Regions from separate parts of the Homo sapiens genome. Here region 2 is linked to region 1. A link is a loop called in an ENCODE intact Hi-C map of the cell type or tissue named here. Cell type or tissue: left ventricle myocardium inferior. All regions are shown on one strand. Links, peaks and the distances in the headings refer to the core of each region. The heading gives the core; the rest is flanking DNA. Region 1 overlaps ADD3 (adducin 3). Region 2 overlaps ADD3 (adducin 3).

The links. Peaks named below come from ENCODE experiments on the same cell type or tissue, not always from the same donor. Only the 100,000 strongest peaks of a DNase experiment are listed, where the experiment ranks them.
Region 2: a loop joins it to region 1, with 1.9 times the contacts of the local background. A loop is called at or near these places in 15 of 110 quality-filtered maps.

What each region holds. Positions count from the first base shown.
Region 1 is chr10:110,102,508-110,107,889 of GRCh38, forward strand. The region is part of intron 2 of ADD3 (adducin 3); the gene reads left to right. Among named protein-coding and RNA genes, the nearest start is that of ADD3-AS1, 97 kb to the left of the region's middle. In left ventricle myocardium inferior, for the core only: no CTCF peak of the experiment used is centred there; no DNase peak of the experiment used is centred there.
Region 2 is chr10:110,013,624-110,019,005 of GRCh38, forward strand. All of the region lies in intron 1 of ADD3 (adducin 3), which reads left to right. Among named protein-coding and RNA genes, the nearest start is that of ADD3-AS1, 7.9 kb to the left of the region's middle. RefSeq lists enhancers at 276-335, 756-1,561. In left ventricle myocardium inferior, for the core only: a CTCF peak has its summit at 2,587 (motif pointing left); no DNase peak of the experiment used is centred there; H3K27ac peaks cover 3,680 bases.

The DNA of each region.
Region 1 (5,382 bases), core at 186-5,185:
GAGTCGAAAGGATTACTTGAGCCCAGTAGATCAAGGCTACAGTGAGCCGTGATCACACTACGGCACTCCAGCCTGGGTGACAGGGCAAGACCCTGTCTCAAAAAAAATTTTAAAAGAACTTATCAACCAAATGATTGTAGTAACAGCATATTAGTAACTGAAAGAATGAAGTGAAGTTTCAATTTTGGTTAAGGTTGTTAAATATTGAGATTTCTTTAGGAAGTATCTCAAAGAGGACCGTTGAATTCTAACTGTAGAGTCTAAATGAAAAAAATTACTAAACTCCATTTTTATGCCAGGGTTTTTGTCTTATAGTTTGCCCATTAAACTAAAGTTGCATAATGTTAAGTAGATTAATTTTTTTGTATTTAGTATTTCTATTTGTAAATTGGCTTAAAAGTAAAAATTTTACTTATGCCTTGGGGAACTTAGTGAAATAATGTGAAAGGGCAAACGCATAGTGTATCATTTCCCTATTCACTTAACGAGAATGATCACTTTCTGCCCAGAGAGGAACAAAGAAGGCTGAGATTTAAAAGAATTAAAAGTTGATATTTTTTTTTCCTAGATCTTGGCTAATGAATTTAAAATCTTCTTTGTGAAAGACTTAAGAAAGTGTATACATTTTGTCTTCCTGCCATATTTTAGGACAGTGGTTTTTAAGTTTCTTTTAATGCAACAGAAACTTCACCAAGGGAAATGATACTTGGTGGCTTGTATTAGTTATCTACTGCTGAATAACAAATTATTCCAGAACTTAGCAGCTTAAAACAAGCATTCATTATCTCACCATTTCTGTGGGTCAGAAGTTTAGGAGCAGGTTAGCTGAGTTTTTCTGGCTCAAGTTCCCTGATGAAGTTGCAGTCAATATGTTAGCCAGGGCTGCTGTCATTTGAACACTTTACTGGGGCTGGAGGATCCACTCTTAAGATGGATCACTCACATGGCTGTTGGCAAAAGACCACAATTCCTTGCCACGTGGACTTTTTCTAAAGCTGCTTGAGTGTTCTTCCCCAGAGCAAGGATCCAAGAGAGAGTAGCCTGAAGGCTGCTTTTGAACTAATCTCAGACATCACACACTGTCACTTCTGCCATATTTATTAGTTAGAAGTGAGTCTTTCAATTCTCCCCATGCTCCAGGGGAGAGAAATTAAGCTCCATCTTTTGAGGAGAGAATTGTCCACTCTCTGGTTACTATTTATTTATTTAGAGACAGGGTCTTACTGTGTTGCCCAGGCTAGTGTGCAGTGGCTGTTAACAGGCACAATCATAGCACACAAAATCCTGTGCTCAAGCGATCCTCTTGCCTCAGCCTCTTGAGTACCTGGGACTACAGGTATGTGCCACCATGCCTGGCAGGTCACAATTTATTTTAAAGGAACCGCAGTCTGTCCTTCTGCCACAATTTATTTTTCTTCCTTCCACATGCAAAATACACTCTTCTTCTCCTAGCACCTCCTAAAAAGTCTTATCCCATTCCAACATTAGCTTGAATCCAGAATCTCATCATCTAAATGTAGTCCAGCTGCAGATGATTGTCCTCAGGGTGTAGAACCTTAAGTACAGGTCCTGTCAATCTATTAACCTGTGAAATAAAGATTCATGTTATCTGCTCCCCAGTGGCAGGAGAGGGCATAAGATAACTGCTACAGACATCCCTCTTCAAAAAGGAGAAAATTGAGAAATTCAAAGGAGTCACTGGTCCAAAGCAATTGTGAAATCCATCTGGACAAATGTTTGGAAGTGTTTTGATTAGGACTCAGTCCTACTATTTACCAGGACTGAACCTCCCTGGTGCTTGGCTCTGCCCACTAGGTTCTTGGTTCCACTGTCTAAGTCATCCTTCCTTTTTCTTGAAAGGTAGCCTGTGTTTGCCACTTTGTGTTTTTCTTAGTCTGCTTTCTTCTTACAGAAGTTTTAGGGGTGCAAAGGCCCCTTTTCCTTTTGTACTGTCTTTGTTCCTTTCAGCCCAAGCTTACAGTGTTTCTGCTGATATAATTCTTTAAAAAATTTTGTCAGTCTCCTGTAAATATTGGGATTCACTCTGTTAAACAAAATCCATAACCAATAAAGATTAAAGTCAGATTTTACTAATTCATGTTTGTAAGTGACAAATTTATACACCTTCTATTTAAAATTCTCAGCTAATTTGGGTAGAAGGGAAATCAGGAGAGAAATTAATAAAAGCAAAGTATAATACTTTTTTATTAAGCACTTACTATATGCCAAGCACCTATTATGCATCTTTAATCCTCAAAGCAATTCAGTTAAAGAAGTATTAAGATGCCTAAGTTATAGATGCATAAACTGAAACTTAGAGACATTAAATAACTTGCTGAAGTTTTACAGCTTAGTTAAATGATGTGGTCAGAATTTAAACTGCAAAGCTCACACCTGTAATCACTAGGCTGTACCACTTACAGCATTCAGTGACAATGAAAAAATTCTGCCTATATGTTTTTATATCATCTTATTCATCTTCAAAGCCTGCTGCTTAAGTTAATTCAACGCAACCTGGAAGAGTTTATAATCACAAGACATTTTGGTGTAAATGTAAATTTGGATGACAAAAATCACCCCTTATTGCTTTGAGCTGAGAAAATAACAAATAATTTTTGTTATTCTGGCCCTCAGGTATTACTTATTTCTAGGAATTTCACAGCCTTTTTATATTTAATTTTTTAAAATAAAATATTTATCTTAGAAATCAAATACCACTTGGTAAATTAATTTGGCTTGAGATTTTGTTGCAGTAGAGAAAATCCACAAGTTCTCTTTGTGGAGACCCTAAGTTCTAATTTACCCCCTTTTCTCAAAACGAAGTGTTCAGGACAAACTATTGGAATTAAGTGATTCCTTTTCAAAGTTAAAGAAGCATATAAATTGAAAAACTAAGCAATAGCACATTGAATACAAGAGATGGTTACTAAATTCTGAATGCATGGATGGATAGAGAATAGCTAGGTGGGCTTTGAAACATTAAACATTTGAATATTGTCCAACAGGCTCCTACTGAACTTGACTGCTTAACAAAACAGTTGCTGGGCTTCCTAAGCCTTACCACCATGGGAAGCAGTTTAGACTGGTTGACACAAATGTGCAGTGTTATTCTGAAAAATAACAGGAGTGTATGTGGTGGTAGCCTGGGCACATGACATACTAACAGTTTTTAATAACAGGGCAATGCATACTGCTGTAAGCTTATTTTGATGCGAGGAGAAACGTCAAAGGCATATACATTTTAGGATATCACTGGAAGTAAGGCCTGAGTGTTAACAGGGTTCCTTAATTCAAATTGGTCAAAATCACCATGATCTGTGGTCAGTTGAGAAGTTTAAGATGCAGGTATTCTTAACTTTATTTACATTTCTGTTGTACACAGCTTCAAGAAAAATATTCTAACCTTTAGCTTCATGTTAATCAAGACTTAGATACAGAAGAAAGACCATCCAGAAGAAAATATGGTTTATTTGTTTTTTCTCCTTTCAACAGGGCCAGTGGTATTCTATTTCCAAATGAGTACATTTCTTAATGGAGAAATTCTAAGTAAGTTTGTTATGCTCCTAATCCTGCTTTAGGAGAGCTCTAATAACATAATTATAGGGTGCCTTGGGAGCAGCAAGTCTGTAATCTTTTTTTTTTTTTTAACTTTTTGCCCCAATTTTCCTCTCTAGTAATTTTGAGGTAAAACATCCAGATGTGGATATTTAAAATTCATCTCTGATGTCTCCTATATTTATCAGTGTTATTATCTGAGTGTAAGTTAGACATTACTGATAAATGAGCCAACATGGAGTTTTTTTTTTTTAAGCATTAATTGAAATAATTTTATCAGGTCAGGTTTTTTTAAAAAATCAAATTGGTTCTCTTTTCTGTGACTTAAGTATTTTATCTCCTGCCACTTTCTCCTGAAAGTTCTGACCTTGGATACAGAGTTTTAAAATGTGATGCCTCAAGTGAATTCTACTTTTGGTTTATAGTATTCCGGAATATGTGAGTACTTAAAGTATATTCTTAGCCTACATGAATCTCACATCTCTGAATATTTGACATTTTTAGAAGTCCATTTATGTCCATACTTTATGAATTCAAAGTTTATAGCCTCACTCCCTCGACATTGATAGATATATAAAATAAAAGGGTGTGAGATTCAGATAAGGCTTTTAAGGCACCCTGTCTCTAACTTAAACATTTTGCTTTTCACCTAGTGATTTTTTTACCATACTTTTTGGACCTATGTTTGAAGAGCTGTTCAAACTATAATGTTCTGGGGGCAAATTAAGTTTTCAAGTAGGATTTTGTTTGAGTTGAAGAATTAAATGGCTTTTTAAAAGTTTATAACATTCAATGAGGATGAATTTCTTATTTAAAGAAAATAAATCTTACCTAGTAGATTATGGGTAGGCCTAATTAGACAGCAGGGATTTCTCATTCAAGTAATAGACTGATAAGACTGTTTTCTAGCTAATAACCTATGAAATGGATATTTGCTACGTTAACTGGGTCAAGATTGAGATCAGATTCTTCACTTTCTTTATATCTAGGAAAATGAAAAGAAACTCTTAACTTAGTATTAATTGAGCACTGAACTACACACTCAGGGAGAATCTAGAAATGTGAAAGACACAGTTTCAGTCCTCAGATAATATGGTATAGTAGAGCAGGAAAATAGTTAAACAATCACAGTCATACACTAGGTACCCTAAGTATAGTATAGGGAAAGTTCACAGTGAAGTGTAGAAGAGAAGAAATACAGAGATCCCTCCTAACTTGGATGATTAGGTGACTTCAAGGAGAAGGTAGCATTTGTAATGTGTTGAATAAAGGAAAGAATTCATTAGGAAGAAGAACAGTGGAAGTCAATACTTCCATTGGATGAAGTAGATCGAGCAGGGCTAGAGAAGTGCAAGTTGTGATCAGAGAATGCTGCAAGAACCTCATAGGCTAAAGCATGAGGTAGTAATGGCAGATAAAGCAAAAAAAATTACATAGCAGCAGACTATGGAAATTTTGCAGTACCAAGCCATTTTGACCTAAGTTAGGAGTCAGTACATTTTCTCATCATTGCCCATTTTGTTTACACAATTTTTTATAAAAGTGTTTGTTTTGGATCTGGGTTCACATTTTACTTTGCCTACCACTTACTAGCTATGTGACATTACGAAGCTCGTTTAACTTGAGCTTCAGTTTCCTTGTTGGTAAAATGGGGAAAATACCTCACACGGTTGTGACAATTAAATAAAATAACATAAGAGCATGCAGTACAGCACGCAGCACGTAGTCGGCAACTGTTTTTTGGAAATTATATATTTATTGCTAATTTGAAGTACATTATGCTTTTGTGGCAACACTTGAAGATTTTAATTCCTTAGACTGTATTTT
Region 2 (5,382 bases), core at 83-5,082, 89 kb before region 1:
CAGTGGATTAAGCAGGATAACCTAACTCCAAGTAATATACACGAAATTATTTTTTTAAGCTTCCATACCTCTTTAAATTTATTCTTGTGATTTCTTACTTTCCCCTCCCTCACCAAAGGAAGTGCTCACCTTTTCAGATGGAATGAAAGAGGAGAGTGCTGATGTGAGTGACTCAGCCTGTTTAACTCTGCCTCTGTGGTGGTTTGTTGGTTACCTACTAGAGGAGGTGGAACTCAAACAATGTAAAAGCAATCAGGTTGGAGAAGTGCTGAGTTTTTAGTGTCATGGGAACTCGGTGTATGTCTTTGTCACCATTAGCAGTGTTTCTGTGCAGTTCTTCCACAATGGCTCAGCTCATCCTGAGCAAGGACAGCATTTCTGTTTTCCTTTTCCATTCAATATTCTCATCCTATCATCTTTTGATTTGCTAGAATGACTAAATGCTAGAGCAGAAAGTTGGGTTTACTCATCCTCCTGAAGAAGATAGTTAGGCTTACTTGGTATATCTAAGGAAGTAAATTTGGAAGTCAAGGCCTCCCCAGGGACTTCTAAGAACACTCCACTTTTACGCCCTAGGAAGTTAGAGTGAGCAACTGTTAGCTGCATCGTGACTTCTGTTCTCATTTGTCTTAATACATGACAAAAAAATTCTAGAAGGTCAGCCTTTTAATATCTAAGGAGGTGGTTGGAAAATGGCAATGGTCAGAGCTCAAATGGAGTTGTGATTGGGCATAAGTGCCTTGGATGAGTGGAATGCTTCATTGCCTGAGCTGCACAAATGGGAGGTAGAAAGGGATTTGCAATGAAGTTGATGCATTGTTCGTATTCCTTATTTCCACAGCCAACTTTTTAAAGGTGAAAACAGTGTACCTCTTACCTTGCCTTTCTTTTACAGTTTTTTTATTTTTATTTTTTTTGAGACAGAGTTTTTTACTCTTGTTGCCCAGGCTGGAGTGCAATGGCGCAATTCTCAGCTCACCGCAACATCTACCTCCTGGGCTCAAGGGATTCTCCTGCCTCAGCCTTCCTGAGTATCTGGGATTACAGGCATACGCCACCACGCCCGGCTAATTTTGTATTTTTAGTAGAGATGGGGTTTCTCCATGTTGGTCAGGCTGGTCTCGAACTCCCAACCTCAGGTGATCCACCCGCCTCGGCCTCCCAAAGTGCTGGGATTACAGGTGTGAGCCACCGCGTCCAGCCTTCTTTTACAGTTTTTATTGTCAGAGTTGAGTTCACTTTCCTAAGGGAAGGTAGAATTTTTTTTTTGAGACGGAGTCTCGCACTGTTGCCAGGCTGGAGTGCAGTGGCGTGATCTCGGCTCAATGCAACCTCCGACTCCCTGGTTCAAGTGATTCTGCTGCCTCAGCTTCCCGAGTAGCTGGGTTTACAGGCATGGGCCACCACGCCTGGCTAATTTTTTGTATTTTTAGTAGAGATGGGGTTTCACCATGTTGGCCAGGATGGGAAGGTAGAATTTTTAAGGTGAATTCTATCTGATTGCTTAACATTTTAGCTTTAAATTGGAGATTGCACTAAAAGGAATTTTTTTCTTTCTCCACAACTGTCTGCTTGTTAAATTTCGAATAAAGATTTTCAAAATAGAAGTGTGACAAACCTTACTCAACATTTAATAATTGGGAGCTATTATTTATTAAAGTACACATTATCAATGAATTAGAAATTCATTGCTTTAAAAATACTTGTTTTTTGAAAAACTAGAGCTGCACTAATTTTCATATTAGAATGTTTGATTTTTTTTTTTTTTTTGAGATGGAGTCTCGCTCTGTCGCCCAGGCTGGAGTGCAGTGGCCTGATCTCGGCTCACTGCAAGCTCCGCCTCCTGGGTTCATGCCATTCTCCTGCCTCAGCCTCCCAAGCAGCTGGAACTACAAGCACCCACCACCATGCTCGGCTAATTTTTTATATTTTAGTGGAGACAGGGTTTTACCATGTTAGCCCGGATGGTCTCGATCTCCTGACCTCGTGATCCGTCCGCCTCGGCCTCCCAAAGTTCTGGGATTACAGGTGTGAGCCACTGCGCCTGGCAGAATGTTTGATTTTTTTTTTAAGTGGACATCAAATTTATTTTCAGTTAAAAATGCTGAAAGTAATACATTTTTACTTCATCTGTCATAGTGAATGTTGATAATGATAAAATCTTATTTCTCTAAGCACTTTGCCATAGCTAAATACCTTAGTAAAACATGCGATAGACAAGGGTCCGGTCACTAGCCACAGAAAGGCTGTCACTGTTATAGCAGAATGTAATAGGGAAGGAACATTTTATGCCTCAATAAGAACAGTGTATTTGCTTGAGATAGTAATAACCTCTGAGAAGCTGATTAATTGGTAATCACTTAAGTTAGATGATTTTATATTGTTTGATGTCTTATAATCTAAACGTCCCTGTGCTCTTTTAGAGTGTCTGCCTTGACCAGTCAGCATTTCAGGAGGGATTGTGACTGTCAGTTAAGTGCTTTGAAGAGAGAACCCCTGCTTTGTGTCACACCTGAATGTAACAGGACATACTTCTTGGGGCTGTTTAATTTGGGCTCAAAGGGAAGAGTGCCATCTACTGAATGGCCAGCATCAAGTTGAGCAGCTCCTGTTTTCCTTACAGAACTCAGCCAGTTCCTGGAGAAACCAGGCCCAGCTTCATTTGGAGGATTTGACAGGATCTTAGTACCAAGTGGAATTGTTGCCTGCTTAATTTTAATTATGCTTCCCAGCAGGAGGCCTAAACACATGATGAAGAACTAATTCAGTACTTGTTGGAATGCATGGGAAAAGAGAAACCTGAAGAAGTTGTTGAGCCTTATGTTAAAAACAGCCGAGTAGTGGTGAAATTAAATTAAGTGGTAAAGAAAATTATTTTAATGAGAGCAGTCTTTCAATAGCAGGTCTGGTTGGTTATTGATGGCTCCTGCAGACAATAATGATGTTAAAATCTGCTTGGGCTTAGAATCAGCAAACAAATCATTTGCCTAACTGGAGGTAAGGGTTTTAAGAATACTTGAATACTTCGATTGTTTTTTTCTCCTGCCCTTTTTGTCTCATTTTGTAAGGCAATGATTCCTACTTGAGTGAATTCACTGTTTCAAAGTAGATTTTGTTGTTGTTTTGGTGTATGGTAGTGGTTTCCTGGTTTTTGTTTGTTTTTTCTTTCCCTATTTTCCAAAAACTTACTGTGGTAGCAGCCATGGGTAGAACTGGAGGTAGTAGAACTAGTTACAGGTCAGTGGAGGTTTAAGGTATCTGGAATAGGCTTGTCAAAGCCAGACAAGAAGGAACTTTGAAAATATGAATTGAAAGGAAGCTTTGAAATTGTTGCTATAAAAATACACTTGATTGTTACATATTTATATATATTATATGTAATTACTTAATTAGTAATCATTTTTGTTAGCCTTTAAAACCTGCCAAGGATCATTTTAAGCACTTCACATAAATTATCCAAAGTTTAGTGAAGTAACTTGCCCAAGATCGTACCGTTAACAAAGGGCAGAGCCAAGATTTGAGGTCAGGGCTAATACCCTTAAGCACTATGCTATATACTGCTGATTTATTTATGTTTATTTTTGTTGGTGACTGCACAGAAGAGTTGAACCAAGATTAGAATGATATTTCTGCCTTGGCTGGAAAATACTGATGCTGGGGTTCTTGGTTTCTGTTGTTGTTTTTAAGGAAGTGGTAACATGGGTAAATACGATTGAGAATTCACTAGAATCAGGACGTATACATGAGATGAACTTCCAAATGTTTTCTATTTGATTTTGTCTATGTTAACTTTTGTTCCTTCTGCTATATTTAAAACCACAAGAAAAGTTTACTGAAACATGAAGTGAATTGTTTCACCCTGGGGCGTGTGCTTAAAATATACCCTTCATGGGAAGAGTTACTGAAGAGGTTTTGGCTGGGTTTATTTTTTGTAGGGGAGTGGGGATTTGTTTTTTGTATGTATAATATATACATATTTAGTTTGCTTCCTTCTAAATATTTTTATGTGGTAGTACTTTTCAATATGGCAATAATCATGTCCACAGTACAATAAAATTAAACCATGTGCCATCCTGAGGTCCTAGGGGAAACCAAGTTTTTGTGCATACCAAGTACGTTCTGTATACTGAATAAGTACCATACCTTACGTGTATGTACTAAAACTTCATTGAATCCATGTATTTTTTAAATTAAGAGATATTTAATACCTGACTACTATTATGAGTAATGGTCTTGTTTGTTAACACATTTTGAGCATAAAAGGTATCTTGTTTAAAAAGGTTGGGGATCATTGTTTTGGTATAACCAAAAGCTTCTAAAATTGCAGTTAAATGATGGTTTTGCTGTGTATTCTTAACCCAGTCACCCTTAGGGCTTCTGGTCCTTCTCCTTTATCTGTAAGGAATTATACTTTAATATGTGTCTTCCAGAAAATCCCCATAAGCTATGAGATACATCACTCCTTGAGACTCAGACTTTCCCAGTCAAACATAGGAATGGTCAGCAATAACTAAAACAACAATGCAAAATATGTTACTTGCCAGTGTGTGTGATGAATGCCAGATGACAGATACAGAAAACAAATGCCACAGGTCAACTGGTCAAGAAAAGAGATGGAGTGGGCTGGGTGCAGTGGCTCAACGCCTGTAATCCCAGCACTTTGGGAGGCTGAGGTGGGTGGATTGCCAGAGGTCAGGAGTTCGAGACCAGCATGGTCAACATGATGAAACCCCATCTCTACTAAAAATATAAAAATTAGCCAGGTATGGTGGCAGGCGCCTGTAATCCCAGCTACTTGGGAGGCTGAGGTAGGGGAATCGCTTGAACCTGGGAGGCGGAGGTTGCAGTGAGCTGAGATCACGCCATTGCACTCTAGCCTGGGTGACAAGTGAGACTTTGTCTCAAAAAAAAAAAAAAAAAAAAAAAAAGAGTTGGAGTGGTCAGAAAAGCCCTCATGGGAAAGAAGAACAAGGGTGGACCTTGAAGGAGGAGTTAAGATTTCATTAAGTGGAGAAGATGGAAAGGATTTTGGCCAGAAATTACTGTCCGTGAAAATGATTCTTTTTCTATAGCATGATGGGAGATAGTTTATAATAGTGGTTCACAATATCTTGCCACTATAAGGCATTTAACAGCTACAGCAAAGACTTATTTGTAGCAGTGCCAAGGACTGGCCTCCCTAGGAAATACATTAGAATATGGCAGGAGTGAAGGGAGGGGATGGAGTGGCAGTGGTGGTCACATGTAGACTTTTAACAGTGCTCCCTCTTAACTCCATATGAAAATTCCTGCTTTTATAGGAATATCCTTATACATCTGTTTTGAAGGCAGTAATGCTTAGGAAAGTTAGTATTAATAGAAAGACTTTAGGAATCCTCATCA